2 separate regions of the Homo sapiens genome follow, and region 2 is linked to region 1. The links are chromatin contacts, found by Hi-C or POLR2A ChIA-PET in ENCODE. All regions are on one chromosome and are shown on one strand. Each heading gives the region's core, a stretch centred on a gene start or an enhancer-like site at or near the end of the contact. The rest is flanking DNA. Distances are from core to core; before and after follow the strand shown.

The links. A loop is a pair of places that touch in the nucleus more often than their neighbours do. ChIA-PET counts read pairs that join two places held with the same protein, here RNA polymerase II (POLR2A).
Region 2: a loop to region 1 is called in a map of ascending aorta, with 2.0 times the contacts of the local background. The contact joins two enhancer-like sites. A Hi-C loop is called at or near these places in 2 of 168 maps with a recorded cell type or tissue (ascending aorta and astrocyte of the cerebellum). POLR2A ChIA-PET finds 5 or more read pairs at or near these places in 2 of 52 experiments (both WTC11).

Annotation. Positions count from the first base shown.
Region 1 is chr6:148,405,785-148,409,497 of GRCh38, forward strand. All of the region lies in intron 2 of SASH1 (SAM and SH3 domain containing 1), which reads left to right. Among named protein-coding and RNA genes, the nearest start is that of SASH1, 65 kb to the left of the region's middle. Within about 2 kb of position 1,732, at least 9 of the 41 ENCODE cell types and tissues checked have a DNase peak (open chromatin) inside an H3K27ac peak, as active enhancers do; they include ascending aorta, where a contact is called at or near this core.
Region 2 is chr6:148,499,645-148,503,357 of GRCh38, forward strand. All of the region lies in intron 8 of SASH1 (SAM and SH3 domain containing 1), which reads left to right. Among named protein-coding and RNA genes, the nearest start is that of SASH1, 160 kb to the left of the region's middle. Within about 2 kb of position 1,632, at least 14 of the 41 ENCODE cell types and tissues checked have a DNase peak (open chromatin) inside an H3K27ac peak, as active enhancers do; they include ascending aorta, where a contact is called at or near this core.

The DNA.
Region 1 (3,713 bases), core at 482-2,981:
CATAGAAACTTGTTATGCCTGGTGGATAAGTTCTGTACTTCTGTATCCCAGCACATCATGAGAAAAGCTGCACTTACTGGTTTGACCTGGGAATGTGTCTTCTTTTGCTAACTTTAAAGTGCAACTTGTTACTTAGGAAAAAAAATCAGAAATCGACAGTGTAATCTTTGGACTCCAGTTCTTGTGCTGGAAGTGGCCTCCATGGTAAAAGAAAACTTAGAGACATTTTCTGCAGGCAGAGATGTGCCCTGTGCCTATGCCACACCGATTTCAGAATGGGGCAGGGTAGGGCAGGGCTGTAGAACAGGTCAGATGGGCATTCTTCTCATTGCTGGGTGCCAGTCACCTGCCCTGACCCCAGGAGATGACAATTTTGAACACAAGCCAGCATTTTAGTGAGATTTGAATTTATTCAGCAATCTGCTTGTTTTTGTTTGTGCTTGTTTGTTCTGGCTGGTCATAGGAATCTCAAAGAATACCTCTGAAGGACTTCATTTGGGGGCCCAGTGTGAACATTGCTGATACGAGTAAAATCTATTTCTGAGCTGCAAGAGATAAAAAAAAAAGAAGTCGTAGATAAAAGCAGTTGGAATATGTTTAATGTTATTTTAATCTGTTGCATTATGTGAAATAGTGTTACAGTTTGCATACAGATTCCTACTTGCCAGTATTCAAACTTAGAACAGTGTCCTCTCCATCAGCACACAGCAGAAAAGGCAGCCAACATATGCCTATCACCTTCTACAACAGCTTGTGGGGGATCATGGAGCATAGATGCAGAATGCTGGGCTTGGGGATCCAGGTAAGCAAGACAGGGTCTGGCCCCAAGAGACAGGTGAAGCAAGGTGCCAAGTCCAGGGATGACAGTGAAGGCAGGGAGGAGCAGAGAGAATCAGGCTTTCCAAGGGAGGAGCAGAGAGAATCAGGTGCTCCAAGGGAGGAGCAGAGAGAATCAAGCTCTCCAAGGGAGGAGCAGAGAGAATCAGGCTCTCCAAGGGAGGAGCAGAGAGAATCAGGCTCTCCAAGGGAGGAACAGAGAGGATCAGGCGCTCCAAGGGAGGAGCAGAGAGAATCAGGCGCTCCAAGGGAGGAGCAGAGAGAATCAGGCTCTCCAAGGGAGGAGCAGAGAGAATCAGCCTCTCCAAGGGAGGAGCAGAGAGAATCAGGCGCTCCAAGGGTCTAGGAAAGCCTAGTCCATGGCAGGAGTGGTATAGAGGAGGGTGGAACTTTTTAAGTTGAGTTTATCTTGTATTATTTTAGTTTTTTAAAAAAAATTATTTTAAAAAATTATAGTAAAATATACATAACGTAAAATTTACCATCCTAACTGATTTTGAGTTGCAGTTCAGTGACAGCATAATCACATGTTGTTCCACCATCACCACCAACCATCCACAGAGCTCTTTCCGTCCTGCAAAGCTGAAACCCTGTGCCTATTAAACAACTCCCTATTTCCCCTCCTCACATCTCCTGGCAGCCACCATTCTACTTTTGTCTGTATGAATTTGACCATTCGCAATACCTCCTGTAAGTGGAATTATGTAGTATTTGTCCTTTTGTGACTGTTTTTTTTCACTTAGCTTTATGCCCTCAGCGTTCATCTGTCTTGTAGCATGTGTCAGAATTTTCTTCCCTTTTGAGGCTGAATAATATTTCCTTGTCCCATATACCACATTTTGTTTATTTATCCACCAACAGCCAGTTGGGTTGCTTCCATCATTTTTCTATTGTGAGTAATGCTGCTATGAACATGAGTGTACAAATAGCTCTTCAAATCCCTGCTTTCATTTCTTTTGGGAATATGCCTAGAGGTGGAACTGCTGGATGATCTGGCAGTTCTACTTTTAATTTTTTTGTTTTTGTTTTGAGATGGAGTCTTGCTCTGTCACTCCGGCTGGAGTGCAGTGGCGCAGTCTCGGCTCACTGCAACCTCTGCCGCCCGAGTTGAAGCAATTCTCTTGTCTCAGCCTCCCGAGTAGCTGGGACTACAGGCGCGCACCACCACACCTGGCTAATTTTTGTATTTTTGGTAGAGATGGGGTTTCACCATGTTAGCCAGGCTGGTCTCAAACTCCTGACCTTAGGTGATCCACCCGCCTCGGCCTCCCAAAGTGCTGGGATTACAGGCGTGAGCCACCGCACCCAGCTACTTTTAAATTTTTGAGGAACCTCCATACTGGCTATGCCATTTTACATTCCTACCAGCAGGGAGGGAACAGGGGTTCTAATTTCTCGTCATCCTTGCTAACACTTTTTTTTCCTTTTTGATAATAACTATCCTAATGGACATAAAATGGTATCTCATTATGGTTTTGATTTGCATTTTCCTAATGTTAGTGATGTTGGGCATCTTTCCTTTTTTTTTTTTTTTTTTTTGAGACAGAGTCTTGCTGTGTCACTGCAACCTCCTACTCCTGGGTTCAAGCGATTCTCCTGCCTCAACCTCCCAAGTAGCAGGGACTACAGGTGCCCGCCACCACGCCCGGCTAATTTTTGTATTTTTAGTAGAGATGGGGTTTCACTGTGTTGGCCAGGTTGGTCTTGAACTCCTGACCTTGTGATCCGCCCGCCTCAGCCTCCCAGAGTGCTGGGATTACAGGTGTGAGCCACCACGCCCAGCGCATCTTTTCATATACTTATTAGCCATTTGTGTATTTTCTTTGGAGAAATGTCTACACAAGTCTTTCCCCATTTATGAGTTGGATTGTTTATTTCAATCCAACTCAATGTATAAAAGAAGTTTATTTCAATCCAACTCCATGTATAAAGTTCTTTATACATTCTGGATATGAATCCCTTATCAGATATGATTTGCAAATATTTTCTTCACTTCTGTGGGTTGCCTTTCACTCTTGATCGTGTCCTTTGATGCACAAACGTTTTCATAATTCTGATGGAGTTCAGTTTATTCTTTTGTTGCCTGTGCTTTTGGTGTCATATCCACTGAAATCATTGCCAAATCCAGTGTTGTGAGCCTTTCTCACTATGTTGTCTTGTAAGAGTTTTACACTTTTACGTCTTACGTTTAGGCCTCTGATCCACTTTGAGTTAATATTTGCATATGGTGTAAGGTGTCCCCTTATTTTCATTATCTTGCAGTTTACACATAGTCGCATAAATTGAAGTGATTTGCTTTGGAGAAAAAGGCAGCCCCTGCCTCCCTCCCACCACCTTTTTTGCCCGCTACACTTGTCACTCGGCTACATTCACCTGCTATGCTTGTCACTCCACCCTGCTCTAATGCCGCTTTCTCTGCAGGCTCTTCTTGGTTCCCCAAGCTAAGTGGCTCTTGCCCTTGTGTACCTGCATTGCAGTTTTATGATACTTCTCATGTCGTGTCTGTGCTTTCCTACCATGCATTATTATTCACGTGCTTGTCTCATCTCTTCTGCCAAATTCTAAGCATCTGGATGGCTGGGTTTAAGTTGCATCTCTGTGTCCTTCAGACCATATGCCATAGTGCCTTGTGCCTCACGGTGACTTGTATTTTGCAGAAGCTTAACAGATATTAACTGGATATCCAATTATAAAGAGTCATAAATAGATGGTATTTTATGATTAACAATATTAAATGTAGAAGTTTATTCAGTTCCTGCGTAAATCAACTCTCAAATTCAGTTTTGTTTTCTTGAAAGTGTCTGAAATACTCTGAAAGCTGCCATCCATATTGCTAAGGCAAGAGAGGAGAGGCTGTCTTCTACCAGTACCACCTC
Region 2 (3,713 bases), core at 382-2,881, 94 kb after region 1:
GTGGTTGACACTGAGGAAGAGCTTTCCAGGAGAAGGAGAAATGTGTGTCAGGAGAGGCAGCAGCAAAGTCAGAGGTCTAGATGAAGAGCTGAGTAAATCGGAAAACTTGGGTAATATGAGAAAATTAGGTCAAGTAATATGAAGCATTTCTCTCTCTCAGTATTTTGACTTCTAGGGTATAGATTCTATTCTTTACTTATTTTTATTTATAAATTGGTTCTGTAATAGGTTGTTTCCTTATTTCTGCAAACTTTAAATTTATATAATTTATGTTTTTTATCTTGTCTTTGAGGTCTCATTTAATTGAATTCACGTTCTTATTAAATTATTTTATAGAGAGAAGCAACTATTAGGAATTTCTTCCTGTTCCTTGAGTTGAGATGATGAAGTGATGAGAGCAAAGATTGGCTTTTTGTTTTTATCTATGCTTCTTCTTTTCCCCCTCTCTTTGCCGTAGTTTGTTTGTATAGTTGTCATGTCCTTGGTCCTGTTTGGGTGGCTCTGATCACGTTCTCCATTTGTGCTGATATTGAGGGTTATGTTTTGACCTGTTTGCCATGCTATCTGACAATAGATTTTTTTTTTTTTTCTCCTTTCAAGATACAGTTGAGGGCTTCATTTTGTGGTCCATTTATGTTTGTTGTTGCTACAACCTGGCCATGATATATGGTGAAATGTGGTCTTCATTGGGATAGCTGGACTCTGCCTTTTCTCTCCTGAAACTGTGTTGAATGTGCCGTATCGTAATTGATGCCACCTGGTTCATAGCTGGGGTAATTGGTAGAACATAGCCATTCTGCCTTTCATTCATTTTTTGAATTTTAGAGACTGTATTTCAATCAAGAACAACCTCACTTGACTTTCCATCGTTTCACTCATTGCTCTTCTGTAGCCATTTCCACTGCTGTTAGGTCAGAAAAAGATAAAGAGGTCACACAGTTTCCTTCCAGATTTGGAGTCACATGAAAGGATTCTGTGGATTCCTGCCAGCCTGGCTTTTGTAGAAGTTGTGGGCCTTTTCCAGTGGGCCTCAGAAATTTGTTTCTTACCTTAGTCATGGAGTTTAGTACATTAGATTATGTAGCTTTCTCTCTTTGGTTGCTCTTGGCGCAATATTTTTGCTAGTTTTTAGTGTTTTATTGTTTGTTTGTTTGTTTGTTTTTTCTTCTTGGGGGGCTTTTGCTCATTTTGTTAGTCGTTGTGAGAAGAATATTCTGTGGTTCAGTGTTCAGCAGAGTTCATGACCTGATTGTTTTGCCAATTGGATGACCACAAAGAACCTTTCTAGCTCTAAATAATTCCTCTCTGAAGGTATTTAGTCTAGATTTCTTCAATTTGGAACTTGAAGTAAATTTGCTTATTTATTCTGCAAACAGAAGGAGATTAACGTTAAGGTTGTAGATCGTCAGTCTAGGAGGTAACATTGGACCCTCCTGCCTCCAGCTTCGACAGATGACCACTGACCTGGTGGCATAAGTTTGGCTTGGAGGAATGGTCTTGGTGGTCCCACCTTCCCTCCATTGCCATTTGGCTCCATCAGTTCTCTGTATTTCTACATTGCCATTTGCCTAGACAAGGTTGTTTGGCAGCCCTGTCGGAGAAGTCATCGTGCCTGATACATGAGTCATTCAGCCTAAGATGCCATAAAAGTAATGTGACTTTGCAAACACCACCCAATCCCTTAGGAGACTTACGGCTTCTGGGATGAACACTTTCATCAGCTCCAGAAACTAGCGCCTTAAATGCGTATGTAATTGCCCTACTTGGCAGTCCTGTTCTGAATCATCCTTTTTCCATGGCATGTGAGAATTGGATGCCCTTGGGAATGAGTGGGTTTGGTGTTTTGCTTTAGTCTTCAGTGTGTCTGATCCCATAGATTTGCTCTGGATAACACTACCCCACTCTGAACAGAGGGACCTGTAGAGCTGTAGATTACCTTCCCAACACTTTGTTTCCTAACTCACCTATTTAATATGAAACAATACGTTTCTCTGACCTATGGTCAGGGTGACAAAGCCCCAGGCAGAAATGTCTTCCAAAGATTTACAGAGTGAAGGAGAAGCCAGTCCTCTCGCCTCTACTTACCACTCTCTCCCCCCACCCATTCAGGAGGAAAGGCATTCTCTGCTCTGTGGCAACCTGCAGAATTGGGGTGGGAGGATTCACTTTTGTTTTATGTCTCCCTAGATCTGGCTGTAGGACTCCTGAGATTTTGTATTTTTCTCCCTTCTCCTCATGGGGGCGATTAAAAACGATTCAAAGTTCATGAGTTTAAGAAATAGATTGCAGTTGATTAGGGAACATAACATCCATTTGCTGCTCCTTTGGTTTTATGGTTAAATTTTAAAGCAGTTTCTTAAGTGAATTAAGTGCTGACAAGCCTTTGCCCCAAAGGAATGGTAATATTACCTCAAATTCTCACATACTTTTTCCAAATAAAACTATCATGTAATTATCTTCTTCTCTCTGCCGCCGCCTCCTCCTCCGTCTCTTTCTTCAAATCTGGCAACAACTAGTTAATTTTGAAACTGCCAGAGAGATTATTTCAGTGTTCCACTGTACCTCTGGGAGAAGAATGGAATCTCATCTTTTTTTTTCCATATGCTAACCAAAATCTCCTAATTTCAGAGGGCAATGATGTCACCAGCTAATGAGCAAAATATTTCTTACTAAACAGATGAGTCCTCCCCTGACTCCTTTGTGATAAAAGAAAAAAAAAACTTACCCACAGTGTGTTTCATATTTTCTACTGTTACTTCTAGCAACTCATAAACACACTTTCAAGTAACTCTAACTTATTTGAACAGTGAGACTAATTTTTTTCTAAATACGAAGAATAACACATTAACCTGATGACTGTGACCAAAAGGCCTCTGCCACGGCCCCAGAGTCAGTGCAGTGCCCCTGAGGTAGGGAGGGACTTTCGGTGCTTCACTTTTTGGACCGTGGAGGGAGATCAGGCAGTTGGAGAGATTATGAAATCAAGCTTGGGGAAGAGGAGGGCCGGGAAGCTCCTGTTGACTGGTGTCACATGCTGTTTATAAAAGCAACAACATCAGCTGAGCTCTTCTTTGTCTAGATAGGAGGGCATCTAAGGTTGGGATGGGGTGGGTGGGAGAAGTAGGGCCCCAGGGCCATGTAAATACTGGACTAGGCTCATGTAGGGACATGGAAATATCCCTAAACCCATGGCAGTTTCCTCTTCCCCTCACGGAAGTGTGCCTCAATTTCCTTACCCAGAGATGAGTCTTCCCACATCGGAATTCCTATATCTCTGTGTTTTTCTCTTGCGGTTGTCGCGGTTGACCTTAACATTAATCATATTTCTGAACTTCTCTTGGGGCTGTCCCTACCCTCAGACGTCTAGATGATAACCTTTATAAACCCAGGGAATGCTGGCTTCCTCCTATTGCTATTCCTTGCCTTTCCTAATGCCTTGAATCAGTGCATTCATTCATTTGTTCATTTCAATCAGGAAATATCTGTTTAGCACAAACATAGATATTTATTTATCTAAGTGGAAAAGAATATTGTAATTCTCAGTGTTGGTAACTGCTCCTGAGATTTTAAAACGATACAACATTTTTTCAGAGCAAGTTGTTGATATGTATCAAAAGTCCTAAAGACACACCCTTTTACCCGTCAATTCTACAGTCGAGTCATCTTTCTAAAAAAAAAAAGAATGTGTTAGACATGTTAGAAATTTTACCACA